2 separate regions of the Homo sapiens genome follow, and region 1 is linked to region 2. The links are chromatin loops, found by intact Hi-C in ENCODE. Cell type or tissue: B cell. All regions are shown on one strand. Each heading gives the region's core, and the rest is flanking DNA. Links, peaks and the distances in the headings are about the cores only.

Evidence for each region. A loop is a pair of places that touch in the nucleus more often than their neighbours do. Peaks named below come from ENCODE experiments on the same cell type or tissue, not always from the same donor. Only the 100,000 strongest peaks of a DNase experiment are listed, where the experiment ranks them.
Region 1: a loop joins it to region 2, with 7 times the contacts of the local background. A loop is called at or near these places in 4 of 110 quality-filtered maps.

The regions. Positions count from the first base shown.
Region 1 is chr7:151,829,887-151,846,116 of GRCh38, reverse strand. All of the region lies in intron 1 of PRKAG2 (protein kinase AMP-activated non-catalytic subunit gamma 2), which reads left to right. Among named protein-coding and RNA genes, the nearest start is that of PRKAG2-AS2, 32 kb to the right of the region's middle. RefSeq lists enhancers at 7,231-7,280, 7,513-8,094 and a silencer at 10,428-10,628. In B cell, for the core only: no CTCF peak of the experiment used is centred there; DNase peaks (open chromatin) are centred at 6,286, 6,856 and 7,765; H3K4me3 peaks cover 1,588 bases; H3K27ac peaks cover 4,509 bases.
Region 2 is chr7:151,770,835-151,786,260 of GRCh38, reverse strand. It overlaps PRKAG2 (protein kinase AMP-activated non-catalytic subunit gamma 2), which reads left to right. Exons shown (of 16, transcript NM_016203.4): 3 at 4,830-5,109. Among named protein-coding and RNA genes, the nearest start is that of PRKAG2-AS2, 28 kb to the left of the region's middle. RefSeq lists enhancers at 565-1,454, 1,455-2,344 and silencers at 3,076-3,175, 3,286-3,375. In B cell, for the core only: CTCF peaks have their summits at 2,985 and 3,185 (motif pointing left); a DNase peak (open chromatin) is centred at 3,200; H3K4me3 peaks cover 1,025 bases.

The sequences.
Region 1 (16,230 bases), core at 3,402-11,401, 56 kb before region 2:
AAAAATAAACAGCTGCCCATCAGGGTAAATCGTGTCAGCTCACACACCGCAAGTAGGGGCGAGCACTGATCAGGCCGGGAGGTCTGGCTCTGGAAAGTCATGTCACAGGGACTCATCTGTTGAGGAGGGCTCCTCCAGACCCTGCTAGCCCCCGATCTGAGGACAGCACCCGTCTGTGTTCCGGGACCATACACACTGTGTGTGTGAAAATCCAGCCCCCAGATGCCGGGAGAGGGACCCTGAGGGAGCGGCAGACTCTGGGGCTAATGGCAAGAATTATTCCTGGTGGCTCCGATGAGCTGGGGTTGCCGTTGGTGTTTGGGAAGAGCTCTGATCTCCTAGGTGGGGCCTTTCCCGCCCCCGCAGTGTTTTGGGAAATGCGGCTCCCACTACCTGCCGCCCTCAGCATTTAGGTGACTTGGCAGCCACCTCCCCTTGTGAGGATGACGAGGTTGGGAAGGGAGGCAGGCATCTGAAAACGGCAGCCACCGCCTTTCCCTTCCCAGCGCCTCCCCCACGAGTCAGTCCTGATGCTGCCAGGGCCCAGACTTCCAAGTGGGGCCACCACCGCTTCCTCCCTCCTCAACAATAGTTAGGCTGGTGGTTCTCAAACTTGAGCAAGCTCTGGGGTCACCTGGAGGCTGGGCCCCACCGCCGAGTTTTCCGTTCAGTAGGTCTGAGGCGGGTTCATGAATGTGCTTTTCTAGCAAGTTCCTAGGTTGACAAGGACGCTGCTGGTCCGGGAACCACGCTCTGAGGACCACTGGGCCAGGAGTTGAAGAGAGCCGGAGCCCTCTTGCAGCTCAAGGTTCTGATCAGCTCATTAGCCCAAGATTCATTTTCTCCACTAACAACGTCTTCACCTGAGAAGGAAATGAGTCCCATCCTGGCTCAAGCAGGCCACAGACGAGGAGAAGAGGCTGTCGGGGTGAAGAGGGCCATTTTTGTCGCTGCCAGGAGAGGGATGCCGAGCAGTGATCCTGCCAGGAAAGGGAACTGTGGGGTTGAGATGTGGGGGGCAGCTGGGAACAGGGGCAGGTGGGGAGGGACAGATGTCTCCCAGCACCCTTGTGCGGGGCGGAGGCTGCCTGCCGCCATCCCTGGAGCTCCGCATACACTCTTTTCAACAGCACCGAGAAGAGGAGCTGTGACGTCCCCGTGTCCCAGGGAGGTTTGCCGGGCTGGGGAGCACAGAATTCATCTGCCAGACTCAGACCCAGGCGGTCTAGCCCAAGAGGGAATATATGTATGTGACAACAATTGCATGGAATGATACCGATTTATTCATCCAGTAAATACTTACTGAGCCTTTACTTTGTGCCGGGCACTGTTTTAGACACGGGGCTTTAAGAGTGAACAGAACTGTCAAAAATCCCTCACTCATGGAGGTCACATGCTGGTGACGAAATAGAGACAGTGAGCCACAGAAAGTTAGTGTATTTCAAACTTTTGGACCATGACTCACGATAGAAATAATAACTCGTGTTTGCATAGTGCTCACTGTTTGCCAGGCACTGAGTTATTGTCTGTTCTACGTTTCGTATCTCTTTCTATTTCGTATGACCTACCTAAAATAACTTTGTGATTCGCTCATGGGGAAGGGCTTCTCATTTGAGAACCACTGCTCCGATGGACACGCTCACCCAGGTGGGAGGGTTTTTACCCCCGTTCCTTCCCACCTCTGCCTCGCCAAACCAGCCCCTTCATGTGATGGGTCCTCTTCCGCCTCTTTGAGGAAGCCGCTCTGACTTCCAGCCCACACGACTTCGCGGAGTGGTAGAAGTTGAGAGCTAGAGACGAGGTGTTAGGGATGAGGTCACCCAGTATGATCTTCCCATTTTACAGAAGAGTACACTGAGGCCCAGAGGGAGCACTGGCCTGCCTGTGGTCTGTAGTAGTGAGTGACCAGTCTCTGAGGGACACTGCCACAACTTCAGAGCCACGCTCTTTCTCTATCTCTGCAGCAAAAGAGGAGAGCTTCCCAAGGGCTTCCCCAACCCCTGGGAAAGGCCTGGAGTGTGGGAGGAAACTGACTCATGCCTTCTTCTCCATCTCCTTCTATCTCCTCCTTCTACCTCCTTCTACATCTCCAAACCCTGGCCAGGAGTCAGGAGGCCCAGGCTGAGGCCTTGGAATCTGAATTTTTAAAAAGCTTCTGTTCCTTGGAATTCTACAGAGGTGGGCAGCCATGTGCTGCCTCCTGCTCACCTTCCCTGGCTGGGCTCTGAGGACGATGGAGCCTTCTGCCATGACATGTCCATGGATGTGAGATGTGAAGAGGAAGAATTTCTATCCGATCTTAACCAAACAGAGTGTAGGTTTTGGTCTAGATGTTTGAATTGGGTCCAAGTCTTCCTGCTTTGAGTCAGCTGATTCCAAATGAATCTATTTTATTAATTTGGTGATAAGTGGTCTCAAGTTCCAGCCTAAACTTCCTTGGGGGGCCTCACCCCAGTGGGGATAGAGATAAGGCTGTGTGATACCAGATCCTAGAACAAACACTCAAATACTCAGCTCTGGGAATAGAAGTGCAAGCAGAAATCCATTTATTCTCTTTGAAAACACACCAACTAGATATTGCTTCAACTTTACTCCATAAATCAGTGAGTTTTTTGGTGACATAATTCATGAAACTTTTGGGAAAACAACAATGAAGCCACCAGATTTGAAATTCAGAACAACAGCTGTAGCCGCGTGATGGTGCAGCCTGTCTTCAGCTTGTCAACACCATATTCCTTAGGAATGGTTGGCCCACCAGTTCCTTGCAGAAACCACAGAACTAGAATGAAGTGTCTCATGTACATCAGCTTCAGGAAACGACAACGTGAGACATAGCCCTGCTGCTGTGTTCCATCTGCTTTTATATGCAGCTTTGTTCCAGGTTCTAGACATGTGGACACTTAAGTATTATCTGTGTACATATGCTGCACGTCTGTGTGTAGGTTTATATCAAAACTTGTAGGTACACTGGGGCTTGGAACACATATATTCATGCCCAGAAATCTGTGCACATAGATATATAGACACTGTGTGTTTGCATGACTAAAAGCATGGCCTGCGTGTATGTGTGTCTTTCAAATGCCTGCTGTATTGGCTTGTTGGCCTGCACAGATACACCCAGATTCTTGAACTCAGATGGAGCCTGTTCAGCAGTGTCCCAAAGTAGGGACAGGGAAGAACTAGACCTTGAAGGGAATCCTGCAGTTTACTTGTTTTCTATCCTAAAGACACGTTTCCACCTGAATTGAGAAGATCAGAGTTCTGAAGCCTTCACAATCAGAATTGTGAAGCCTCCTCTGCTTCACGGCAGCATCCCCATGCTACCACCGCTACTTACTATCACTACCTACCATCACTACCCATCACTACCTACCATCACTACTATCACAACCATCACTACCTACCATCGCTACCATCATCCCTACCTACCATCACTACCATCATCACTACCTACCCTCACTACTATCACTACCATCCCTACCATCGCTACCATCATCACTACCTACCATCACTACCATCCCTACCTACCATCACTACCATCACTACCTACCATCACTACCATCACTACCTACCATCACTACCATCATCACTACCTACCATCACTACCATCCCTACCATCCCTACCTACCATCGCTACCATCATCACTACCTACCATCACTACCATCCCCACCTACCATCACTACCATCCCCACCTACCATCACTACCATCCCCACCTACCATCACTACCATCCCCACCTACCATCACTACCATCCCTACCTACCATTGCTACCATCATCACTACCTACCATCACTACCATCCCCACCATCACTACCATCCCTACCTACCATTGCTACCATCATCACTACCTACCATCACTACCATCCCTACCTACCATTGCTACCATCATCACTACCTACCATCACTACCATCCCTACCTACCATTGCTACCATCATCACTACCTACCATCACTACCATCACTACCATCCCCACCTACCATCACTACCATCCCCACCTACCATCACTACCATCCCTACCTACCATCACTACCATCATCACTACCTACCATCACTACCATCCCTACCTACCATCACTACCATCACTACCATCCCTACCTACCATCACTACCATCCCTACCTACCATCACTACGTACCATCACTACCATCCCTACCTACCATCACTACCATCACTACCTACCAACACTACCATGACTACCTACCATCACTACCATCATCACTACCTACCATCACTACTATCACTACCATCCCTACCTACCATCACTACCCATCACTACCTACCATCACTACCATCACAACCTACCATCACTACTATTACTACCTACTATCACTACCATCATCACTACCTACCATCACTACCATTACTACCTACTATCACTACCATCATCACTACCTACCATCACTACCATCCCCACCTACCATCACTACCATCACTACCATCCCTACCTACCATCACTACCATCATCACTACCTACCATCACTACTATCACTACCATCCCTACCTACTATCACTACCCATCACTACCTACCATCACTACCATCACTACCTACCATCACTACCATCCCTACCTACTATCACTACCATCCCTACCATCCCTACCATCACTACCATCCCAACCTACCATCACTACCATCATCATTACCTACCATCACTACTATCACTACCATCCCTACCTACTATCACTACCATCCCTACCTACCATCACTACCATCACTACCTACTATCACTACCATCATTACCTACCATCACTACCTACCATCACTATCATTACTACCTACCATCACTAACATCACTACCATCACTACCTACTGTTACTACCACCACTGCTACCCTCACTACGGTGGCTCATGCCTGTAATCCCAGAACTTTGGGAGGCTGAGATGGGAGGATCACTTAAGCCCAGCAGTCCGAGACCAGCCATGGCAACATAGGGAAACCCTGTCTCTACAAAAAATAAAAAAATTAGCTTGGTGTGGTGGCAGGCACCTGTAGTCCCAGCTACTCAGGAGGCAGGGTGAGAGAATTGTTTGAATCCAGGAGGCCAAGGGTGCAGTGAGCTGAGATCGCACCACTGCACTTCAGGCTGGGTAACAGAGTGAGATCCTGTCTCAACCAATCAATTAATCAATTAACCAATCAATCAGTCAATCAGATGGGGTCTCACTCTGTCTCATAGGCTGGACTTGAACACCTGGGCTCCAGTGATCTTCCTGCCCCAGCGTCGCAAGTAGCTGGGACTGTAGGTGCCACCGTGCCCGGCAGCACTTTATATTCTTAAACTAACAACATCCACAGTTGATGAATGAGGAGCCTGAGACTCGGGTGGGCAGCTCCTCGCTCCGGTGTAAACCCCTCCATCAGAAGCAGGCCGGCTTGGGGCCGGAGCCCCTGTGCACCCTGCTGGACCACTCTGGCGACGGAGGTCCGGGGGGTTCATGTTTCACAGAACAGTGAACTTCCATCTTGGGAGGACCTCCCATTCCTACTCTTGCTCCTGAGGCAGTGAACTGACAGAAGCCACATCCACACAGTGCAGGTCCGGGGGCCAGATGCATCTGTAGTCTCAGGACTGCAGGTTGGGGCCTCGGGACAGGTGCACAGAGGCAGGAGGCTGAGATGGGAGGATCAATTGAGGCCAGGAAGTTGAGGCTGCAGTGAGCTATGATTGCCCCACCCAGCTATGATTGAGCCTGGATGACAGAGCGAGACCTCATCTAAATGAATGAATGAGTAACTAACTGGTGCATGGTGAGGGCCCTTTGCAGCTGGGCTGCTGGGCCAGCTGCTGCTTTCTCTACACAGGCAGCCTGGGGAACCTCGAAGGCACCTTAGCCAGCCAGTTGCATTCTGGGCATGGAGGACCTGTCCTCCCTCAAGGCCTGTGCTGTCCAGGCACCTTTTCAAATGCCTCCCTACTGTCACCAGCTCCGGGGAGATGAATCTGCCACTCCTAACAAGTAACTTAGATGATGTCTTCTTTTGAAAGTCTACTTTTCTGATTACAAACGTAATGTAAAATGTAATGCCCTCAAGGACTGGCGCACACACTCAGGGTACAAATACAGTCACTCCTCTTTCAGTGTCCAAATTCACCGCTCCAGCCCCCACTCTCTTTGTTAGGGGGATATCTGATCTCCCTCTTGAGCCCTGCCCCCAATTGTCCAAGAACCCCTGGGGTACAGGTGTGGCCTCCCAGGGAGCTGCCACCCTGCTCAGCTTCCTCTGCCGCCCTGCTCAGCTTCCTCTGCTGTGGCTCCTGGGCCACACGGTGTCCCTGGGGAAGGCGGGCCCCTGCTACGTTGGGCTGGCTGGCCCTGGATGGACCACTACCCAAGCTCAGTGACATTGCAGGTGTGACCACTTGGGGCTCAGCACCCTTGGGCTATGGACAGAGCTAGAGCCTGGAGCACCAGATCCCAAGTCAGGACCAGGTGTCCCTGGCGTTTCTTCCCTAGTGGTTACCGAGGCCCGAGGCGGCGTCTCCATGACACCCTCATTCCCTGCTGAAGGAATTCTCGTGGGTGAAGCATTATGTAAATCATCAGACCGGATTTAAATACAAGACATGAGTAAGGTGTGGCGAAAGCATTGGAACTGTAGACATTGCTATTCTCATTCCGAACAGGCACTGAGTACAAGGTTGCTCAATGAAAAATAGCAGACTCATGGACCATCATCCTTGTCTAGGTGGGGAAACTGAGGCCTAAAGAGGTCAGGGTTAGGGCTGGACGGCAGGGGCTGCGGACCGCTTCTGAGCTGCAAACCAGCACGAGAGTTCCGACCGCGGTGCCCGGCCACGCTGCCTTGCCCCAGCATCACTTGACTTCCTCCTTCTACTTTCCTTCCTTCTGCAGGCCAGTCTGTAGTTGGCTGATGTCTGAGAATATCACGACTTTTCTGATTCTTAGCAGAAAAGATGTGGTTTTCTAGGAAGCTTCTGGTGCAGCGAGCCCTGGTTGGGGTGGGGCTGAGGGCAGTTAAAGCCCAACGTGCCCCTGCCTAGCCGTTCAGGAAATGGCCCGGCTGAGGTGTCAGGCAGCTGCCAGTCTGCAGAGCTGGCTTCAGAGGAAGCTGCCCCTTTTCTATTTTTTTTTTTTTTTTTTTGAGACAGTCTCACTCTGTTGCCCAGCCTGGAGTGCAATGGCTCAGTCTCTGCACACTACAACCTCTGCCTTCCGGGTTCAAGCGATTCTTCTGTCTAAGCCTCTCGAGTAGCTGGAACTACAGGCATGAGCCAACACGCCTGGCTAATTTTTGTATTTTTAGTAGAGATGGGGTTTCACCATGTTGGCCAGGCTTGTCTCTAACTCCTGAACTCAAGGGGTCTGCCTGTCTCAGCCGCCCAAAGTGTTGGGATTACCGGTGTGAGCCACTGTGCCTGGCCTTCTTTACTTTTTTTTTTTTTTTTTTGAAACAGGGTCTTGCTTTATCTCCCTGGCTGGAGTGCAGTGGAGCAAACACAGCTCACTGCAGCCTCGACTTCCCTGGCTCCAGCGGTCCTCCCACCTCAGCCTCCTGAGTAGCTGAGACCACAGGCATGCACCACCACACCTGGCTAATTTTTGTATTTTTTGTAGAGACGGGTTTTACCATGTTGCCCAGGGTGATCTCCAACCCCTGGGCTCAAGCAATCTTCCTGCTTCAGCCTCCCAAAGTGCTGGGATTATAGATGTGAGCCACTGCACCCACCTGCCCCTTGTCTTGGTGGTCTTGTGTCAAATCAGGTGAGACATGTCCAGGATACCCGTCTGCTGGAGACGAGGGTGCTGAGGGGATTGAGCAAGGCTGTGGGGCCGAGCCTGGCAGGGTCGAGGGTGTCCAAGTCAAGGGACACCAGGCCCTTCATGGAGTGGTGCAACGCCACAGCCCCGCTGACCCCAGCTGAGTGCTGCAGCAGTGGGAGCTGGCCTCCTCTTCCTCTTCTGGCTCTGAGTCTACTGTGTTTCCTTCGTTGCTTCTAGAAATAAAGGCACCACTGTGGAGGGAGAGGGAACAGAGATTAAATGTGGGCCCAGCCTCTCCTGTCCTTTCCAGTCCTGCCTCTGCTGGTGCCTGTTCCCGAGGCCCAGGTGTGGCCTCCTCCGGGGTCCTGTGCGCGTTCCCGAGGCCCAGGTGTGGCCTCCTCCAGGGTCCTGTGCGTGTCTCCAAGGCCCAGGCGCGGCCTGCTCCAGTGTCCTTTCCAGCCAGCGCTGCCCACAGGAGTGACTGTCTGCTCAGATCCCGGCTTTACCGGAGGAGAAGCTGCTGTGGGTTTTGTTGCAGGGGGCGGGAACTCTGGATTAGCTGTAGGAAGTAATTCCTCCCTAAGACAGGCCCACTCGGTAGGGGAGCTTCTGAAGGCACTGGTGTAAAGGGAAGTCAGCCAGAAACAGTGATTAATAGATCATTAGCATCTTAAGGGGAAATTATAAAGGTGTTAGGGCTTAAGAGCCCCCTGAGAAAAGTGCCTCGCGTGTGGCATTCAGAACTCTCTAAGCCTCTCCCCTGCTCCCTGCAGTCCCCCCTCGAGGCTGCCTGATTGCCCCGTTCCCAGCTCAGCTTCTAATCTTTAAAAAGGTATTTAAGGTTTATATTAACCATGACTATACTAATATCAACCATTTCTCTCCGTTTGTGTGAAGCACTCTCAACGCCCTGCGAGCGCCGACGGTTGGATGGAGGGAGGGTCGCCCGGATTCACCCCCAGCTGCCATCCCCGTGGGCCAGCACTGCCTCTTTCTCTCCCTCTTCTTCCACCTTATCTTCCTGTCCACTTTCCCCCTTTCCCTCCCCCATAATTGACCCCAATGTGGAATTGAGGGTCATTTCAAAATATTTCTGATACTATTTGAAGAAAATAAACTTTATCTGTTTAATGAAAAATACCAGGTCTCACCAATTTGCTTTCTCCTGTAATGATTGGGGTGGTGGGGGGAGCTGTGTAGCCCCGAAGGGCACTCTGCCCTGGCTGTGGCAGTGGCAGGAGGTCACACTTTATGGGATTCGGTCTGTCTCCCCACCGCTCCTGTACGGTGATGTCTTCCAGAGATGTGAAGACGGCTGTGCACGGTGTGGTGTGGCTTTGTTTTCCTCGCAGCGCCCAGGGCAGGGCTGAGCTGGAGGTAACCGGGGTTCAAGTTGAATTTAAACAAATAGCCTCAAATAAACATTGGCAGTCTGGCAGGGACCTCGTCTCGGGGGTCCCCGCAAGCTGGCTGGGCCGGGCCCTTTCGCGTCTGGAGTGCTCACTCTGTTCTGCTTCCGCTGTTGTGGATGATCCAAGAACTGAATATTCTCAGTGGCTTCTTAGTCCTAAGTGAATTTGTCACAGGACATTAATGCCTAAAGCCAGAGAACCTGCCAGGAGGAGAGGGCAGGGGACCCGAGGGGCTAGGTCCTACCTCACAGTTCTCCAGCCCAGGAGCTGTGGCCTGAGGACCCTGGAGGACCCGCATACACGCCCTCCTGTGCCCCGCTAAGGCTGCACCCAGACAGGAGGCCAGAGGCACAGCTGGGACAGCCTAGAGACTACCCCAGCCTCCACACCCCATCGGAGGGGAATTCACACTGGGAAGGGGGCAAGTTCTGATCCCCTGGAGGCAGAGGAGCCAGCGATGGGTCCACCTTGCCTTTGTTGTTGTTGTTGTTTTTGTTTCTTGTTTTGGTGACTGAGTGAAGGGACTTGACCCTGGTTCTCCCAGCTTGAGCAGGAGCGTCACTGCGGTGATCAGGGAAGCTGCCTGGACCAGCTGGCCTGGGGCAGCCACCACCCCATTCTCTCGCCCCTCTTGAGAATCCAGCCTGTGGACCCAGGTGTGTCAGCCTGCAGTCAGACCACAGTCTGTCTCGGGCTGGTGCTGGGGGTGGCAGAAAGGGGGTCCTGACGCAGCCCCTGCTCCCCCGAGTCTCTCAGTCTCCTGGGGAAGAGATGACAGACAAAACATAAAAGAGAAATCATGCTATAGGGGAAGGAATGCTCCAAAGACACGGCCGAAGACAAAACTCAGGATATGGGAAGCGGTCATGAATATTCATTGTAATCACATCTCACTGGTTTAAAACCAAAAAATGTCGGGGTGAGTTAGACTCAGGATGTGCACTGGGTCCTGGGTCCTGCAAGTCCCACAAATTAGATACATTCACAGGGAGCTCAGACACGCTGGTCCATGGAGCAATCAATGCCCGTGGATTGGCCTCGTCACAGTCCCCATCTCCGATGCCTCCCTGAGCTGCACCCCACTCTTGAATACGGAAAGGCTGCCCTTTGTGGGACAGATGCACTTTCATCACGGTGAGCAGCCAGCAATCTGCCATCACAGTGGGCCCTTCCTCCTGGCATCACCAGGCTGCCCACGAGAGCCCCCGGGATGTCCGATCCAGACCAATGGAAGCCCAGGGTGGGGCCAGGATGCTGGGTGACTGTCCTGCAACAGGACCTGGGTCAGTCTCCTTGTGTGTCTGTCCATACAGCAACCTCTCCTTATCTGGCAAGTGATGACAATTTAAAACCACAACGAGAGTGGTTCCTAAAGGCGAGCTTACGCCTTTAGGAAGGCTCCCAGGCTTAGGCCAGGGAGGATGCTGTTAGATGCCTCGGAAGGGTAAGCAGGCAGACAAGAGCAATTTCTGAAAACTTTCTAAGGGTGTCGAGTGTGGTGGTTAATGCCTGTAATCCCAGCACTTTGTGGGGCCGAGGTGGGAGGATCACTTGAGCCAAGGAGTTCGAGACCAGCCTGGGCAACATAGGGAGACCCGTCTCTACAAAAAATTAAAAATAATAAAAATAATAAAAAATAAAAATATTACCTGGAGGATCACTTGAGCCCAGGAGGTCAAGGCTGCAGTGAGCCAAGATCGTGTGTGTCATGGCACTCCAGCCTGGAAAACAGCAAGACCCTGACCCTAAAAACAAATGAACATAAAACCTTTCTAAGGGCACCCTGTTATGAGTTGAATTGTGTGTCTCCTAAAAGATGTGTCCAAATCCTAACCCTCTGTACCTGTGAATGTGACCTCTTTTGGAAACAGGGTCGTTTCCGATGTGATGAGTTTTGATGAGGCCACATTGGAGCAGGCTGGCCCTTTTCCACATGGCTGGCATCTGCGTATGAGGGGGATTCTGGACACAGATATGCCCGGAGAGACCTCTGGTGAGGATGAAGGTGGAGATCAAGGTGATGCTTCTACAAGCCAGGAAACCCCAAAGATGGCCGGCAGCCACCCGTAGCTGGCAGAAAGGCCTGGACAGATTCTCCCTCTCAGCCTCAGAGAGACCCAGCCCTGCCGACACCTTGATCTCGGACTTCCGGGCTCCGGAACTGGGAGATGGTGCGTTTCTGTTGTTCAAAGCCCCCCAGGAGACTCACCCACAGCGATGGGGAGGGGCGGCACTGCGCCGTAGCCCTCCACACTCCCTCCACTCCGTTCCTGGGGTGGGGGCTTAAACCTCTCTGCACCTCATCAGATGCTTTCCAGGGTCCCTTCCGACCCCAGATGGTCCACATTCCAGCAAGTAGGGGTAGTGCTGGGTGTTCCTCCTCCCACTATGTGGAGATGGGATGTTCAGCCCGGAAGACTCTCACCTGAGGGTGCGCTGTGCGGTGCAAACAGGGACACCCGTGCCTTTATTTAAACAGAAACCCACATCAAACAACGTGATGTACTGATTGGTTGACAAAAACGTGGCCAGAGGCTCCCAGGAAGCTAACCCTGCACCTCCCCTGAAAACAATGGCTCAGCATTTGCTAACTCAGTGTGCCTGGCGACTTTGTGGAGCAAAACCACCTTGAGTAACGGGAATCACCTGTACCTGGTTACAGGACTTAATTTACCAAAAATTGTGGCTCAGGTCATCTTGGGTGTACTTTCTCATTCCCTTAGAAGTGGGAGTCAGTTTAAGACAAATCATGATCACCAAATTCTGTGACTTGAGTTGACACCTTGTTTGAATTTGTCCTTAAGTTTTCAGGGTCAGCCCTGTTGGGGGCTGCTGGGCAGAAACCTTGTTCTTTCCAAGGTGCATTTAACTGCTGTCGGGGAATGATCCACCTGCTGCCATTTTCTATTTTTTTTTTCCTCCAGAAACTGGCAGTAAGGTGAGTATTTAGCAAAGGTAACTTTTTAAGTAGATTCACTATTCTGTTATCCCTGCCTGGCCCCCGCCATGGGCCGGGCCTTCTCCTAGAGGAAGGAGAGATGGACGGTGAGGTGGAAATGCTGGCTGTGGCCTCAGGCTCCCAGCGGGGGCAGTGTGCTTGTGTGCCAGTGCACTGGGCACCCCACAGAACACACCCCCTCCCGCCATCTGGGGGAGGCACAGCGGGGAGGCTGTGAACCTTTCCTCATTAAGGACTTATTTTTTATGCCAGTTGGATTCTGGGCTTGCCTCGTGCCAACCTCCCCTTTGCCCCTTTCTGAATGTGTTAATCACAGGGGAAGTGTTATTTCTCCAAACTATCCCCCACCCCTGGAACAACTGAAAAGCCCGCTGGAGTTAGAAGGATCTTGGCTGGTGCTGGGGCTGGGGACCAGATGGGTTTCTGGAGCGTCCATCGGCTTAAGAGCCGAGACAGACACTCCTGCCGCCCCGCTCTGGCTCTCCTCTCTATAGCAGAGCGCAGGTGAGGGCGGCACCCACAGGGCTGTCTCTCACCCGCACCATCCCTGCAGACTTCCCCAGGGCCCTCCCTGCCGCTTCCACCCTCTCCTTTCCAGGGCCTCCTCCGCTCAGCAGCTGGAACAGCCTTTGAACATCATTCGTCACACCCTGTCCTGCTCAGGGATGAGCAGGGATGAGAACCCTTCCCGCTGCACACTCCCGAGCCCTGCCTCAGGGCCTTTGCACTGGCTACCCTCCTGCCCGGGGTGCTCTGTCCCAGCTTCCAATGGTCAGTTCCCTTTCTCAGGTCCACCCCACAGATCTCCACGAGGCCTTCCGTGACCATCTAATCAAAAGACTCACGCGCTCTCTGTTGCACTGATCACACCTGATTCTCTTACAGTTCTTACCGGAATGAAATTAGCTTTTTATTTTGACATGCGCCTCTCCACTGGAAAGCCAGCTTCGTGATGGACGCTGTCTGTCTTTCTGTTCCTGAATCTTCCAGGGCTGGTGCACCATAAACGAGTGAGTGCCAGCAACCTCAGACACCTGATCTGCCCACCTCCTCCAAGATGTCCCCCACTTTTCAGGGGACAGTGTGGGTGTCCTGGGAGGAACACCAGGCTAGTCCGGAGCGGGTCCTGCAACGTGGGGTCAGGGCACGGGGCCTCCCTGGAAATGGCCACCGTCCTAACTGCTCGCCTGGGATAGGGGTCTCTGGGAGGCTGCCCATTTATTACCTAGAGAAGAGGGAGGGAAGGTCTGAGGATGGGCCTCAGAGGTGGGCTCTGAGCTTTTGTCGCCTCAGTCCCAGGTAGCACCTGGAGAGTACCCGAGAGCGGCCCCTCAGGAGTGGACATGGATCCTGCGTTCCTTTGCAGGCACGGGGGGCTCACGCTGTGGAAGGGACCCAGGGTGGGCTGTGCTGGGACCCCCCCCCCAGAGATGCCTCAGTGCCCAGCAGACCAGCCCCAGGGGAAGGGGGGAGAACCCCTAGGCTCCTTCCTCTGAGGGGGTGTTCAGCCGCCCTGACCCTCCTCCCTTTCTCGTGGACCTAACCTCTGACAGCCTCCCACGCCTCCCACAGTGGGCAGGTGTCTATGGAGGGTCTGCTGGCTGCCTGGGAAGGCACTGTGAACACTGCCCAGAAGTCGGAGCTTCTGCTTCGCCCCCAACAAGCAGGTCTCCTTGGTGTGAACTGGTGTCCACAAACTCTGTGGGGCAAAGACTCAGATTTATTCCCTCCCTCCTCCCTTCCTTCCCTCCTCCCTTCCTTCCCTCCTCCCTTCCTTCCCTCCTCCTCTCCTTCCCTCCTCCCCTCCTCTTCCTCCCTCTAATCAGTCACTAGTGTCCACCCTATTGGGTTGGGGGGAAATTCAATTTCAAGCATTCTGGGAGGGACCTTCCTCCCCTTCCCCCAGGCCTCAGAAGAGTCTGGGTTCCAGGCATCTGGTGGCCCCTGTACCCTTCTAGTCCAGACTCCTGAGATTCCTCCATCTTGGAGATTTCGTGCAGCAGCCAGGCCTGAGTTTGAGATTCTTTGCCGAGTGGAGGCCCCAGTGTGTGAGTTTGTTCTGGTGGATGCAGCAGCCACCCCGCTCTGAGATCTGGCCCCTCTCTCCCGTCTCGGTTCTGGGGAAGTGTCCTCTGCTCCCCACTCTGTCACCTCCCTAGCGGCCTCTGATCCTGCCAGGATGCCCCAGCCTCGGTGCAGGCAGGCCAGGGACACAGCACCTGACCGGGACACAGCTCCTGCCTGGGACACAGCACCTGTCGGGCACACAGAACTCCCTCCAGGGGGCGAGGCCAGGACCCGAGACCAGCTTGGAGGAGGAGGCAGGGCGTGCAAGGGGGGGAACATACAAATGAATATCAGAACACGTTTTCCTGCCACATCAGTGAAACAAGGGCACGTGTTTGCCTAAACCTGCTGTAAGGATTGGCCCAGAACTCCGCTGACCATAGCCATTAACTCACTAAGGTGTGATGACCAGAAACCACTTTAATGGGCCACCTCTTGGGAGAATTAAGTGAGGGAAACTCCTTCACCTAAAAGAAGTCTTTTATGACTTCTTTCACGTAACGAAATATTTTTAAGGTTCGTCCATGTTGTACCATGCGTCAGTCCTTCCTTTTTATGGGCTGGATAATATTCCATTGTATGAATATACCATGTTTTGCTCATTCATCAAAGGAAATTTGGGTTGTTTCCACCTTTTGGCTATTATGAATAATGTTGCTATAAACATTTGTGTACAAATTTCTGTATGGAAATATGTTTTTATTTCTCTTGAGAATATACCTAGGAGTGGAGTTGCTGGGTCATATTGTGACTTTATATTTAACTTCTGAGGCACTGCCAGGCAGTTTTCCAAGCTGGCAGCACCCTTTTACATTCCCACCAGCAATTCCCAGCAATATGAGGATTGCAATTTATTTGTATCCTTGTCAACACTTGTAATTGTCTCTCTTATGTTCTAGCTGTCCTAGTGGGTGTGAAGTGGTGTCTCATTGTGGTTTTGATTTTCATTTCCCTGATAACTAATGTTGAGCTTATCTTCATATACTTATTGGTCATTCGTGAATCTTTCTTGGGAGAATTAAGTGAGGGAAACTCCTTCACCTAAAAGAAAGGATTTTTAGTGACATTGGATGACTCGAAGTCACTCCAGGTGAGAGAGCACAACATGTGTAGAATAAATAGTGAAAGAAGGGACCACGCTCCTCCCTCTCATCACAACCCCCCCCCGCCCCGCCCCCATCCTAAGAAGCATAAAAGAGGGAAGTTTGGCCAGAGGGAGTTTTCCAGAGCAGCCTCAGCTGTCCACCATCCCGCAGGAGGCCTCAGGCCAGGCTCTGGTTCCTCTTCCCCCCGCCCCCGGGGCTCTTTGCTGCCCCTCATGAGTCCCATCGCGGGAGGGCCGGGGAGGCACAGATGGATTTCTGGAAGCTTCTCTGAGAGATCTTCTCAGGTCACACTGTAGGGGCCTTTCAGGGCTCAGAGTTTCCGTCCCCCAGTCCTTCCAGCTCCGTGTGTTACCTCAAAGGAGAGTGAGATGCTGACGGATGCCAGGTGCAGCCTGCTCAGACCCCGGGCTTGGCTTATTTCTCTCCTCGGCCTCTCTCTTCTCTGCCTGCTCCCTGCATCTCAGGGCGCCCTGGAGAGGAAAGAGGTGCACCCTGGGCCACTTGGCCTTTCCGTGGCCCACACAGCACAGTGCAGGTGGCGGGACTTGGCTCTGGCCCGTGCAGGTGGCGGGAAGGGTGGCTCCCGGTCAGCCTGCGGACAGATAGGTTCCTCTCGGCCTGGGCCAGGCACAGAGTTTCAAGCCTGAGAATGGCGAATGGCAAACCGCTGAACTTCTATCAGCGACCCCAGGTGTCCCCTCGTGAGCATGGTAAAAAAAAAAAAAAAAAACCAGGTGGAACAGTCCTCGACATTGGAACAGAAGCCATTCCATCCCATTTCTCCATCTAGAATGAAATCCTCAATAACCTTGGATTCTATAACGCAGAAAGTGTGGTTCTGTCCAGGCCCCTCCCCAGCTGACATCACTAATGACCAATGGAGGCAGGCTCATTGTCAGATGGCCTCAGGGGGGTGTCTGCGCCTCGGTCTCCTCAGGAACTCTGGCAGCTGCGCAGGCTGT
Region 2 (15,426 bases), core at 22-8,021:
CCTGGGCTTCACCCCTTTTTCTTCTCCTCACGTGGCACTGACTGTGGCCCACTAGACCCCCCTAACATGGGCAGAGGCAGTGGAGGAAGATGAGCAGTGAGCTAAGCCCGGTGGAAGGTATCGGTCACTGCCGACCATCTGTGGTCTTTGGGCTGAGTTCGACTGGCAGGACTTTGCCCTGCTGCCCACCAGCGCCCACCCCCAGCGCTGGGCTCTCTCCTTCCACCTCGTGTTGCACCCTCTCCACACGCCTTTTTCTCTCTTTCCACTTTTCCTTTCCTCTCTTTAGCTCCTCGCCGTCCCTCCTGCACTGGTGAATTTCCCTCCCATTAGGAAACTAGTGTCTCGAGGAGGTTGTTGACTGTGTAGGGTCAGGTGGCCAGAAAGAGTGTGGGGTGGGGTGGGGGGCTCTGGAGAGGGAGCCACAGCATCAGGTGAGGGTCGAGGTGGCCGTGGCAGGGCGCAGAGGTCCAGGCTGCTTGCAGGTTTCTCCTGCAGCCAGGAAGTAAGGGTGGGTGGAGGCCTGGTAGGGGACGTGCTTCCTGGCATTCTGCCACCCACAGACCCCTCCGGCAGGTGACAGCAGACAGAGCTAGTGATCTGGGGGCTACGTACAGGGTCTGGGATGGGTTCTGGGTGCCGGCTAGCCTGGGATGAAGGCAGGAGTTCCCATGCTGGAAAAAGCAAATCTCCTCTTTAAGCATTTGAATTACACACAACTGAATCAAATTGGTGTCGGCCTGTGGGGCTCCACTGGTGCCAGTGCCCTCCCCACCCTGCCCTGAACAAGCAACCTTATTAGCAGCTCTCGTGGCCCATCCAGCAAAGACTGCCAGGGAATGGCCTTGAGCTTCTGGGCCAGCAGAGAGTGGAGTGGCAGGAAGGGGCCACCAACCCCGTGCAAGGCTGTGGGACCAGCCCCGCGGGCACTGGGTCGTCTTCCTCCTGTTTGACTCTGCAAAACCCTTCTTTCCAGTGAAAACCTTGCACGGAAGATCTGAGAGTGTGGGAGAGACACAGGGGCCACAGCCAGGCCCTGGCCCCAGCTTCCTCTCTGGCAGCTGCATGACAAATGGCCCCATAGGCAGAGCTCTGCTCCGCAGACGGCTGAATGCCTGCTCTCCATTAGCTCTGCGGAGCCAGGCACACACTTGGGAGTCTTGTCAATACCCGGGGAATCATCCGGTTGCATTCACCAACATATCATTTGGCTATAGCTTGCCCAAGAGCAAGGCCTGAGGCCCTGTCCCTGGTGGCTTCAGCTGGCGCCTGTTATCTGCACCGCCACGCAGCCCACCCCAGCAGGCCTGTCCCTCCGCCTGGCTTTCCCACCGTCTGGGAGTGTGATCTGGCCCCCAAGGTTCCCGGTGAGAGGGGTCAGACAGGGCCCAGCATCCAGCATGCTTCGGCCATTTTCCAGAGACAGGACTGGCAGGGCTGCTTCCTAGGGCTCCCTCCTCAGGCCTGATCCCTGGATGCCCGACTCCACTGGCCTGGATTCAGAATACAGAATGGAACCCCATTCAGGATAATCCTGGGGTCCCCCTTGCTCATCAAATATGGTTAAACTGGCCTTTCATGACTGGTTCTCCAGGGGCTCATGGCTCAACTTCCCCCGTGACCCCCACCCTCATGGTGGCCCAAGTGAATGGCCGGCCCTCTGTCTCTGTGCTTCAAACCCCTTCTCCTCTGTCTCTGGGCACTGGACACCTCCCCGGCCCTGTCACTGCGTCTCTGAAGCCTAGCCAGCTGTCAGGGCCTCCTCTGGGTCAGGGCCTCTGTTAAGGGGCAGGTTTCAGCTCCGGGCCATTTATCCATCTGCATGGTGCTTATGGTGCTTCGGCCTTGTGGGCACTCTGCAAGCTCTCCTGGGGCCCCGCTCCCCTATGTGTCTCTGTTTCCCTGTAGGACTGGACATTTGCATTGGCTCGGCCCTCTCCCCCGGCTCCCCAGCAAGCTCCCTATGCTGTAAACAGAGCACGTCCATGCACCAGGTCCGGGCTCACCTTTCCAGCAGCTCCAAAATCCCACCCCTCCCTCCGGTCCTCCCATGTGGCCTCGGCTCCTCTTCCGGTTCACACCCTCGAGGCTGCTGTCGTGATTGTCTCAGCCCTGGGAACGAGGCTTGGACAACCAAGTCGTTGTCCACATTGCGGGAAACTGAGCTGTGACCAAACCCGGGCCTCCACCCAGGACCAGCTTATGTCACCTTGTGATAGGACCACCCTGGTGCCTGTGTGTGTTGTTCCTACTGGCTTCTCTCAGCCCCCATCCCACCCTAGACCTGCACACACAGCACCCACCACTTGAAGAAGAACCTCTTTTTTTTTTTTTTTTTTTTTTTTTTTGAGACAGGGTCTTGCTCTGTACCCAAGCTGGCTGGAGTACAGTAGTGTCACCTTGCTCACTGCAACCTCCACCTCCATCTCTGGGGCTCAAGTGATCCTCCCACCTCAGCTGCTTGAGTAGCTGGGACTACAGGCCACCACACCTGGCTAATTTCTGTATTTTTTGTAGAGACAGGGTTTTGCCATGTTGCCCAGGCTGGTCGAGCTCAGGTGATCCACCCACCTCGGCCTCCCAAAGTGCTGGGATTACAGGTGTGAGACACCACCCCCTGCCTGAAGACTCTCTTGTTTGTAAATTTATTCTCAGGATTTGTCCTGATTCCCATAGTTAGGTGGAATAGTGGCTAACTGGGATATTCTATAAACAGAGAATCTAAATGCTTTTCATATTAAATGGTCAAAAAAAAAAAATCAGCTGGGCATGGACAACTGTAATCCCAGCTACTCAGGAGGCTGAGGTAGGAGGATTGCTTGAGCCCGGGAGGTGGAGGTTGCAATGAGCTGAGATTGCGCCAGTGCACTGCAGCCTTGAGCGACAGAGGGAGACCCTGTCTCAAAAACAAAAAACAGAACTACACAAAAAAAGAAAAACTCAAAACTTAGCTTGAGTTACAAGGTCCTATAGCACCACACTCTTCTTCCTGCCGGGCCCACTCACGAAGGTGTCCGCGCCAGGCCGGACCTACACCTCCACGTGGCGGCGCCGGCTCTTTCGGCTGGAGAGGCCGCGCGGGGAGGCTGTGCTGCGCGGGTCCACGCCACGGGCATCCTATCCTCCCGGGGCCGCGGGCTCGGGGCTTGGGCCGCCCTCTAGTGGCGGAAGAACGTCCCCAGGCCGCGGTCCGGACAGCGCACCCCGTGGTGGGACAGAGAGACCCCGAAGTGGCACCGAGGCTGCCTGTGGGGTGTCCTGTGTTCCCTTTTCAGCACAGCGCGGCCGCCCGAGGGCAGTATTTCCCGCGTCTGCCCTGGTCCTGGCTCCCCGCGAGCGCTGCGGACGAGTTACTCGCCCTTCTTGCTTCTGAACTGGGTCATCTCTGAGGTCCTTTCCACTCAGTGTTGCTTGCAAGTTTCCCAAGTGGTAGGACAAGAGCTGTTTACCACGCACCGTGTGCTTCCTGGCCTCACGCGGCTTCATCTGACGTTCAAGCAGCCCTTGAGGTGAGGGCACGGCCATCCTCATTTTACAGATGAGGGAGCTGAGGCTCGGTGAGACCAAGTAACATGCCCAGGTTGGCTCAGCAGGTGGCAGAGCAGGGGCCAAATACCGGCACCCAGAGGCAGGGCAGGAGCTCCTCCACGCATCCAGCAGGAACACGGCTGCGGGCACGTGAGATATTTCTCAAAGTCTGCTATGAGCTCTGTGCCTTGGCTTAAAGTTATGGGGTCTGATAATTTTTTAAGCCATGACTAGAATTTTAAATCATTGGTGAAGTGAGTCTCAGAGGTTTGGGGCTTTGTTAACTTCCTTCTTTCCTTCTTTCTTTCCTTCCTTCCTTCCTTCCTTCCTTCCTTCCTTCCTTCCTTCCTTCTTTCCTTCCCTCCCTCCCTCCCTCCCTCCCTCCCTCCCTCCTTCCTTCCTTCCTTCCTTCCTTCCTTCCTTCCTTCCTTCCTTTCTTTCCTTTCTCTTGAAATGGAGTCTCGTTTTGTTGCCCAGGCTGGAGTGCAATGGCGCCATCTCGGCTCACTGCAACCTCCGCCTTCGGGGTTCAAGAGATTCTCCTGCCTCAGCCTCCTGAGTAGCTGGGATTACAGGCGCCCGCCACCATGCCCAGCTAATTTTTTTTTTATTTTTTTATTTTTAGTAGAGATGGGGTTTCACCATGTTGGCCAGGCTGGTTTCAAACTCCTGACCTCAGTTGATCCACCCGCCTCGGCCTTCCAAAATGCTGGGATTACAGGCGTGAGTCACCGTACCCGGCTGGCTTTGTGAACTTTTCTCCTGACTTCTGTTGGCAACCTCAGTCTTTCAAATGCTGAAGCAGCTTGGAGGTGAAAAATTCATCATCACCTAGGACTGAGGTCTCAGGATGGAGCTCCAGGCCCGCTCTGTTCTGGAACATAGGGATCTTATAGGCAGGCAAGAGGACTGCAGTCCTGTGTGGTCAGAACTTGGATGGACGTGAGGTCTTGAGAGGTGAAGGCAGGCAGGCCCATAATAAAGGAGGGAGACGCTCATTTTGAGCTCCGCTTCCCTTCCTCCCCTCTACCTCCTGGAAGCCCCTTCTAAGGAGTGGGACAGGATGGTCAGTGGACCTCCAGGACGTGGTGCTGCCAGCCTGTGAGGGGCCATCCTTGGGGCAGGTGCTACCTGCAGACCATTCAGTGGCTACCTCTGTGGAAGAGCTTAGGGCTGTTTCTCTGGGAGGGTACTATGGGGGGCCCGCATGTGAGAGAGGACAATGATAAGTTTCATACAGGGCAGGAGGCAGCGTGTCCAGAGCGTGGAGTGACTGCATCCATTCGTCTGTTTTTCTGCAGGTGGACAGCCCCTTCGGCCCGGGCAGCCCCTCCAAAGGGTTCTTCTCCAGAGGCCCCCAGCCCCGGCCCTCCAGCCCCATGTCTGCACCTGTGAGGCCCAAGACCAGCCCCGGCTCTCCCAAAACCGTGTTCCCGTTCTCCTACCAGGAGTCCCCGCCACGCTCCCCTCGACGCATGAGCTTCAGTGGGATCTTCCGCTCCTCCTCCAAAGAGTCTTCCCCCAACTCCAACCCTGCTACCTCGCCCGGGGGCATCAGGTTTTTCTCCCGCTCCAGAAAAAGTAAGACCTTGATGCTATTGTTTCAGGTGGGTGCTGGGGTGCTGGGGGTCTCTTCTGCAGCCACACATCCACGGTGGCACCGAAGCTGCCAGGTGGCTGTGAGCAGCTTGGTGCTGAGTGCCTGTATCTGTTTCTCCCCACCCCCACTTCCCCCTAAACAAATCTCTCTCCAGAACATCAGTTTCCACCTGTCACTTTCTTCCCATGCTAATCTATCAAAGCGTAATCCTTCTGGTCCAGCAAGGTCCTTGGGTTAACTGTAAACATCCTGATACTCACAGTACAGCTTGTATGGACAATCAGATGACACACTTGCCTCCAGCCTTCTCTGGAAACTGCAGGCATGGAGCCAAGCTTAGGCCCTCACCCGGGGCCACGGGACCATACTGCTTTGGTCAGCCTGATATGGCTTCCACTCTCTGTGGTTTGGTATTTGAGGGTTTGACTACACCTGTTTCTGGCAAATCCTAACTTTTTCTGTTTGGGGCTCTGGGCAGCAGGGAATGGAAGCTAGGAGGGATTTGCTGGGGAAATGGAAGGAGGAAATGTGAGTGTTTAAGAAAGAGTTCCGTAGGTTCATTAGTGTTTGTGATCTGAGGATAAGGTATTTTCATTTGAGCGCCGTCGATGATAATATGAAATATACCACGAACTAGAAAGTTTATGGCGTTTACTTTCTCCTTTCCTTTGTCTATTCTTTCCAGTTCTTTCTACTGACTTAGAACATTTGTATTGGGGAAGATAGTGATGTGGAAAACAAATTTGTCCTTGACCATCAGAGGCCTGGGATAGTTCACCTTTCTCTCCAGGCTGACTTTTACTCAGAAAGACTGGCAATACTGTGTGTTAGAGCAACGCTTTATATCTGCAAGGCCAGGCGGCAGCAAGAGGGGAATTTCGGTGTTTCTGACTTCGAACTCTTCCATCAGGCAGCAGTGGCTGTAGGACGAGAAGCCAGGTCTCTGTCAGCCTCACTACTTCATCCACCACCTTGGAGGTGGAGGGGATGGTGGCCGTATTCTGTGTGAGTGGAGCAGATCTATCTCTTGGACAGATTTTGCACTTCGTCTTTCTACATAAAACAAATGAAGGTGCTCCCGCCTGTGGGTTGTGTGTGTGTTGTGGGGGGCAGGTCCTGACCATGCTCTACACACACCCCTCACTCAAGGCTGTGGGGTTGTCACAATTTCCTTTAAGTTTGTGCACTTTAGCCTTAAGGTGCCCCTTTCTTTCCCCATCTCCTTGTATAAACATCGTCTAGAGATGAGGGATCAAAGTGCTGTACAGAGGAAGGAAATCAGGCCCGTCCTGATGGGAAAGCTGCGTGAGGGCTCCACGTCACACAGGTGGGATTTGTCAAAGAGAAGGAGGATGTGTGCGCAGTTTGCCTTGTTGGGGAACTTGCGATGTTGTGTAGATTGAATGTGCTGGAATTGGTGGATGAAAAGACAGGATTCCTGCCTTCAAGGGCTCCTAGTCAGAGGCAAGCAGGCTTCAGAAGAAAGGACGAGATTGTCTCCATGGTACTGCCTGTGCTCAGTTAGGACAGGGCAGGCTTTCTGAGCGGGGCGGAGAGCAGCACAGGGAACCTGATGATCGGAAGGGTGCCCAAAGGAGTGTAGGAGCTGTGAGCTGGCTCCCATGGGAAGGTCTTGAAGCTCTGGCAGGAACCATCACCCTCCGCCTCCCTCTACATCATTCTCCTGCACAGAGCCCTCCATGGGGGTGGGAGGAGAGGGTGAGAGGGAGGAGCGGGGAGAGGAGGAGGAGGGTCCCTGCAGGCAGAGGGTCCCTTTGGGAGCCCAGCAGTGGCACCAGGAGGTGCAGGAGAAGTTGTTCAGTCCTCAGGGCCTAGGCTGCAGCTCAGTACAGCATTTGGTGGGAGGTTTGGTGCTGTCCACTGTTCAGCCTGGGAAATGAGCTGTTCTTTTAGAAACTGGGTCTGGAAAAATCTCTTTTTGAAACCATATCAATTTCTTAAAGTATTCCTCCTTTTCACTATCTTTCATTGTTATTTATGTTTAGATTTTCAATCTCTTTCAACTGTTTTCTTTCAGTAACTGACAGAATTGCAGACAGACAGATAATCAAAGCTAGAAGGGACTGTAAGGAAAGCATTTATGGGGGAAGAAAGCATATGCATATAATAATTTGAACACAGCATATATGGGTGTGTGTGTGTGTGTTTTGGATTTGTATAGATGTATGTGTGTATGTATGTGCATATATGTATGTGTGTACACACATATATACCTTTTTTATTTTTTAAAAGGACATGCATTGGACTGCTAGTGGTAGCTTCTAAGTGAAGAATTAGGAGTGGATGGGTGGAAGGAAAATGTTGCTTTATCTGATATTCCAATTTTTTGAGACTAGCTTCACTTATTGGTAATTAAAAATGAATACATCTTGAAAAAAATGTCAAGCTCCCAGACCTGAGCTTTGGGGCGGTGGCGAGATGTGGAACAGAAGTTGCGGGTGTTGGTAACAGCAGAAGAAAGAGTTGAGCCACCAGGAATGCCTGGGGACAGCCAAGGCCCCGTGCTCAGCCTTAAGGGCTAGCTGGGGAATGCTGGGATGTAGCAGGGCTTGGAGAAGGCATGGGGAGAACCTACAGATGGCTGAGTGTGGAGGTCCAGGATGGGAGGCGGTGTTGCTCCATTTTGCATTGCTATAAAGGAGTACCTGAGGCTGGGTCATTTATAAAGGGAAGAGGTTTATTTGGCTCATGGTTCTGCAGGCTGCACAGAGGCATGGTGCCAGCATCTGCTTCTGGGGAGGGCACAGCCATCCAGTGGGAGCCTCATGCCCACTGCACAGATAAAACCAATTCACCGAGATCTTGGTATTGTAGTAAAATGTTTAATGTGAGGCCAGCCACATGGGAGATGGAGCTATCACTCAAATCAGTCTCCCCAAAGGCTCAGAGCTTAGGGTTTTTATGGACAATTTGATGGGCAGGGGGCTAGGGAACGGGCACTGCTGATTGGTTGGGGATGAGATCACAGTGGTGTGGAAACGGGCCTCCAGCACTGAGTCGGCCTCTAGGTGAGGGCCACAGGGTCAGCTGAGTCATGAGTCATGGGTCTGGGTGGGGTCCATTGGTTGCCAGAATTCAAGTCTAAAAAATTATCTCAAAAGACCAATCTTAGGTGTTAAATAGTGATACTATCTACAGGAGCAACTGGGGAAGTTGCAAGTCTTGTGACCTCTGGCTCCATGACCCCAGAGCAGTACGAGATCATAGAAACTACACCTGCATGTTAGCCCGGTTCAGGCCCCTCCCATAATCCTAATCTGTGGTCTTTCATTCATCTCACAAAGCTGGTTTTCAGTCCCTGAGCAAGGAACAGTTGGTTTCAGGGAGGTACTATTATCATCCTTGCTTTCAAATTAAACTATAAACTAAATTCCTCCCTTTGTTAGCTTGGCCTCCGCCCAGGTAATGAGCAAAGCCAGCCAGCCTGTGAGGCTGGATGCAGGATGGAGTGGGCCAGGCTGGACCTTCTCCTGCTGTCGTGATCTCTGCCAAGGTGTTTGCAAGGGCTTCAGGCTGCTTCCACTCATGGAGGAAGGCGAAGGAAAGCCGGGGTATGCAGAGCTCACACGCAAGGGAGCAAGAGAGAGGGGGGAGGTACTGGAGTCTTTAAAGCACCCAGCTAAGAGAGCAGGACTCACTGCCGCAGGGAGGCAACCCAGCCATTCATGAGGCATCTGCCCCCAGGACCCAAACACCTCCCACGGGGCCCCACCTCCAACACCGGGGATCCAATTTCAACCTGAGAGCGGGGAAGAAACACTCAACCTCTATCAGAGGTGGATCCAAGACTCCCAGCCCCTCTGGATCTCAGCGGGTCCCAGCAGACACTGTGCTCACAGTGAGGGAACGCAGGCACAGGCCTGGGGATGACTCTGCTGGTGTCCACATGGGGTGCTGCCGCAGTGAAGAGCTAGACCTCGGGGCCCATGCTGAACCTGGCCATGGCCCCTTCCATTGGGGCCTGTGGTCTGCACAGGAGGAAGCTCCCAGACTCCCCTCCACCCTTTCCTTAAAGCCAGGGGCCGAGACAGGCAGGTGGAGTCAGAGAGTGAGTCCCCCAACCCATCTCCTGTACTGCAGGAGCTCCAGCTGCGGGCTGAGGAATGTGGGGGCTGTACCTTCGGGAGGCCTCACCCCGGCAGTGTCCAGCACCCAAGGGGTCCTGGGGATGAGGCTGGGGCTCAGAAGCAGAGACTGTGAGGCCCCTGATCATCCTCTGCAATGTACCTGAAGGCCTCATTGCTGGGTAGGGGCCCACAGTCCACTCATAGCTCCACACCCCTGTGCCCCTAATCCACACACTGGGGTATATGAGCCCCTCAGCTACCTCTCATTCCAGAAACTTAAAACTGCTGCTTCCTCACCTAGGGTGCCTGCACTGCCCCGGCTGGGCCTGCCATCTGCGCCTTCCTCCAGGCCTGAGTGTGGTCTGTGAGCTCAGTGAGCCTGTGAATTGCTTTTTTCCTATGGCAGAAGTGCAGACAGCTGCGAAGGGAGCGGGACCTGGGGCTGCCTGCTGGGGCCCGTGTGTACCCGGGGCCTGGGCCCTCCCTTGGGACACAGGGAGTCAGGCACTGCAGCTCTTTATTGTTGGTGGACATGGTGGGACGTTGGCCACTGAAGACAGGCCTGACTCCTGGCTCCTTTCGGCTGCCTTTTTCTGTTGAGTATTTCCAAGGCCCTTCAATGTCCTTGGTAGAAAATCCCCAGGTTCACTCTTCTGGCTTGTCAGGTACTATGGAGAAGGCAGAGCCTGTTACAGCCCGGTTACACCATCGGGGTAGACAGCCAGGGGCCGGGCTCAGGAAGGCTATGACATGGCTCTCAGCTACTCACAAGGGCAAGGATTGATTAGGTTGGGGTGGGGGCATGGCTTCTTCAGAGAAGCCCCCTGGGATGGGGAGTTCAGAACAGAGCAAGCCTGGTCCCCAGGGCAATTGCTCATGTTGGTGCCCTTGAGAATCAGTGAGGCCAGCTCCTTGGCTTTCCCTGAAAGAAGCCATCCCTCCCCGAGCCCTATGGCTGATAAGGCACGAAGCTCCAGGTCTCTGTGCTGTGGTGTTACTTGACTGGGAGGTCACCCTGAGCTCCTTCCAGATGGCCGTTCATTTGTGCCTGGCATGAGGCTGGCCTGGAGGAGGCAAAATCTGTCTGCTTTTCTCCGTACTTGAAATCTATTCCTGGATCAGGGTTCCCAGACTGTAGATTGCTCCCCCACTGCCCTAGAACTAACTTCATGAAATTGAGCCTGTGAGTAATGCCATCGGCCCATCTGGAGGGTCTTGGGAAGAAACAGCCCCGTGAAAGCCACTGTGTCCACTGGAGGGATGTCATGAAGACTTCGTTCATTACACAAGGCCCCTGGGAGGAACTTGCTGTCTGGTCTTGGTACCAAGAATAGCTGAACTTCTGATCAACGGGACTGCTTTTGTCTCTAGCAGACATTAATCGTGTAATAGCGCATTTCCTCTGTCTGCACTGGCTGCTAGAAGCCTTTGAACCAAATCTGGACAAAAGGCATTAAGGGATACATTTCCAGCCTTTCTGAATCCAGTTTTCGTCCCTCTTCTTTTATATTCACACGACCACTTTTTTAACAAGCAAACAATGTGTTGGAAGGATTTGGGGGCATTTACGGAATTCCAAAAAGAGCTGAACCCTCAGGACTCAGGAAGGGAAGGAACCAGACTGGCCCTGAGGCCTCAGCAGCAAGAATTCGTGGATCTTTCCAAGAGATCCAGAGAAGTCCTAGTCTGTGTCTCTCTCCATTTACTGTCCTAAATGCCTTGTCGCAGGATATCTGATTAGCCCAGTTAGGATCCCTGAATCAATCAGGGCGGGGTGGGGGGTAGGATCACGCAGGAGAAACAGAATGACCAAGAACCAGGAGGTAGGGCGGGAAGTTCCAGGATAAGAGGTCCAGTTGGCAATCCAAAGGGGACTGTGGCATCCCACCCTCCTTGGCCAGCATGTGTGCATGCACGCAAGGATGCCCTCATCACACGTGGCCCAACGAGCCTACATACAATTGTGTAAGCTGCTTCCCCCATGGAGGGCGATGCAGCCTCACATCCAGCCTTGACATTAAGGAGGATGTGGCTATGATCCCCTGTTTTCTGAGTCTTCTGTCTCAAGGTAATGCCCACTTCTCCTCATGTTCTATTTGCATCTCATCTTTCTGTCCTATAATTTATGGCCTACATGACAAACATAGAATCTAAAGTGTTGACAGGCTCCTCAGGTAATACTGATATACACCAGAGCTTGATAAGCACTGTTTTCTTTCTTTTTCTTTTTTGTTTTTTTGAAATGGAGTCTCACTCTGTCACCAGGCTGGAGTGCAATGGCGAGATCTCGGCTCACTGCAACCTCCACCTCCTGGGTTCAAGCGATTCTCATGCCTCAGCCTCCTGTGTAGCTGGGATTACAGGCGCCCGCCACCACACCTGGCTAATTTTTGTATTTTTAGTAGAGACAGGGTTTCGCCATGTTGGCCAGGCTGGTCTCAAACTCCTCACATCAAGTGATCCATCTGCCTCAGCCTCCCAAAGTGCTGGGATTACAGGTGTGAGCCACTGTGCCTGGCCGATAAACACTGTTTTATATTATTAAGGGGAAAGAAAGCAGGAAGATGAAAATTATGATCACTGTCATTTCAGAGGGAGAAATGAAAAAGGAAAAAGAGGTAATTCAATCTTCTAAGACACTCTAAGACAGGAGGGGGAACACAGATGGGGACCATGGTTCTGGATTCCACAGCTGATCTTGGGACCAGCAAGTACCTAGGCTGGCTGGTGTTTTTTGCCCAGGGAAGAGAACCAGACCTTTCTTCTGGAAGGATCTTACCTCTCAGAGGCTGCCTGTATGGAGTTGCCGTAGTCTTTCACTAACATTTGCCTCTGGTCAGAGGTACAGTAGCGTGAGGATTCGTAGTGTGGCTGGCGTTCTCATCATACTCCTAGCCACCATGGAATATCAAACCTACTTCCCTTTGATGATCAGAGTCAAACACCCCAACCAAAACAATGCCCCACTTTTCCGTCTCTCCCTCTAATGCAGCAGTCAGCAAATGACAAAATCAGCCCCGGGACAAAATCTGGCGTGCCACCTCTTTTTGTAAACAAAGCTGTCATGGAGACACAGTCACGCCCATCTGTGTGTTCCTCTCCTGCCGCTTCCACACTTCAACAGCAGAACTGAGCAGGTGCAACAGAGACCCCATGGCCTACAAAGCCTGAAATGTTTACCTGGCTGACCTTGTGCCACAAGAATTATTACGTGGCTGAGTGGCTGCAGGAGCTTCCAGAACAGTGAATCTTTAGCTTCAAAAGATTTTGCAAGTTGGTTTAGGGTGATCTTGCCTTTGGAGATGAGGAAAGGAAAGTGCATGTCTGTGTGTTCATGAACTGCCAATAATAAGATTAAAGTCTTTTAAAAAAGCAAAAAGAATCTTACACAGTCAGCAAGGCAGGACCTCCAGAATGATCTAATGTCGTGTTGCTAAATTTTGCTCCTTATAAAAGTCTGTGTGTGTTCTAAGTGCATTGTATGTAATTCTTTCAATCTTCATAGCAACTCTTCTATTTGTACAATGTTTACCAAACTAGAAACTGAGGCACGAGGGCTTAAGTTGTGGAACAAAGGCCACACAGCTACCAAGTGGTAAAGCCAAAATGTGAAGTCAGGTGGTTGAACTCCGAAGTCCACTTTTAGTCCAGGTGCTGAGACTCTGCTTTAATGGAATAGATCTTAGGGATCTATAAACCAATAATGGGATAGCCAGCTAGCCATTTACGAAAAAATAGATAAAAGTGGCTCCTTGGTCATTTCTCTCTCTTTCTTTCTCTTTCTTTCTTTCTTTCCTTCTTTCTTTCCTTTCCTTTCTTTCCTTCCTTTCTTTCCTTTCTTTCTTTCCTTCTTTCTTTCCTTCCTTCCTTCCTTCCTTGCTTCCCTTCCTTCCTTCCTTTCTTCCCTTCTTTCCTTCCTTTCCTTCCTTCCCTTCCCTTCCCTTCCCTTCCCTCCCTCCCTCCCTCCCTCCCTCCCTCCCTCCCTCCCTCCCTCTCTCTCTCTCTCTCTCTCTCTCTCTCTTTCTTTCTTTCTTTCTTTCTTTCTTTCTTTCTTTCTTTCATTCATTTAGAGACAGGGTCTCTGTCATCCAGGCCAGAGTACAGTGGCAGAATCACTGCAGAGCCTCAACTTCCCAGGCTCAAGCGATCCTCCTGCCCTTTGCCCGCAATAGGTGGAACTGCAGATGCACACCACCATGCCTGGTTAATTTTTTAACTTTTTGTAGAAATTGGGTCTCAGTGTATTGCCCAGGCTAGTCTCAAGCTCCTGTACTCAAGCGATCCTCCCACCTCAGCCTCCCAAAGTGCTGGGATTTAGGTGTGAACCACCACACCTGGCTCTTGGTCACACCAAAATAATTTCCGTGTGGAACTAAACTTTAAGTGTTTTAAGTAATGTACCTCCAAAACATTTGAATATCTAAATCTTGGGATGTCAGGCCTTTCTAGAAGGTGCAAAAAATATGTTTGTTTGTGATATAAATATCCACAGCCTTTCTTGCCTTCTCTCAAAGTTTGCAGGCTTGATTCTCAGAGCTTTGCTATATTGATGAGGTAGAGGAGAGCTGGATGCATTCCTGTTAGAAAGAATGAAGAATGTCTAAGAGAGAAATGCATAACGGGGGTCCAGGTGAGTGAAGGGAAGATTCTAGAAGGTGAGTTTTGGTTGGAGAAGATTTTGGAGAGTTTGGGAGCGTCATACCAGAGATTGAAGCCCAGTTCTTGTGCTGTGTAGGATGGTGGGAGAGGGATAGAAGAGATGACCCCCTGAAAGGGGCATTATGTGTGTTGGGAATATAAGCACACCGCTGGCTCCCAGGCAGCCTCTCCAGACACCTCTTCAGATTTCCTGAAAGGACTCACCTTAGTAGAAAGGCCTTCCTTTGACACCCTGGGTAAAGTAGTAGCAATCTCCTTGCAGGCATCTACACTACTGATTCCCCACAGGATATACTGTCTATTTACTGGTTCACTTGCCTGTCTCTCCCCACCAGAGTGTAAACTGTCTGAGGACAGGAATTCTGTTTTATTCAAAGCTTTCTCAGGGTCTAGAATGGCGCCTGAAGGCACTGAGCAAATTGTTTGAAATTAATTCACCAACAACTTAACTTGTTTTTCAATGCTTTCTAAAATGTGGGCTGATGCTTCTGAATACAAGATGATGGCTATACTGACCCAGGGATTTCAGTGGGTCATATGTAAGCCCGACCGGGTCCAGAAACTGTGAAGGGACAGAGGCAATTATCATTGATGACATCAAGATGACCACTTCCATACAGCTTCCCACTCCAAATAGAAAATGAAACAAAACAACAATATAAACGTGAAAAACACGTGCTAGACCAGAAGGAGATGATGAATTGATGGAGGACTAATATCCCTAATGTACAAAGATATTTACAAACCAGTGAAGCGAATGACTCAATGGCCTGAGTCTTGGAATCGAAAGTTTTAACAGGCTCCTCAGGTGATATTGATATATACCCCAGAGCCTGAGACTTCTAGGAAAGATGGCATTGTGTGTACTGCATGCATACAAAATGATTCCTCCCACAGTTGTTCAGATACAGCAAAAGGACACGGAGCTCTCTGGCTTTGGAACAGAGTGCAGGAGGAAAGGAGGAAGTGGAATAATCCCTAAGCACCCACCTCCCATTCCACCACCAGCCTCACTCCAATTTAATGGTGCTGAGTTTGGGACGTGGGGATTTTGAAAGCATCAGCAGACTTGGAAAGACAAGAAACGTGGTGCTGATAGAAGTGATATAATGTTTTATTTTAAAATGCCAAAAATGTAAAGCGGAAATCGAAATTTTAGCTAAGGGAAAAGCATAAAGAATAACATAGCTGGAATGAAGATAGGGTAAAAATCATGCATGTAATGAGATTACTTTCTATGTTCTTACAGTAGTAGAAATCAGGCAGATCTTAGAGCCTGAAGTAAGGAACAGAGGAGGGCTGGTTATTTTTGTAAGCAACCTATACATTGTGGGCAGATAATTTGATCATGCTTTGGCATAATTTCTGCAATGGTAAATGTGTGAGGTCATAAGCCCACAGTGCTGCTTGAATCTTAGGGAGCCTGTGGTTGCACTGGAAAATGGTCAACACAAGACCCAACCGTGGCTGGAACCCCTACTTCTCAGCCTCTGCAACGCTTAATGCTAAAGTCGGGGATGGGGCGTGGGGCATGGTGGTTTGTTCACTGGG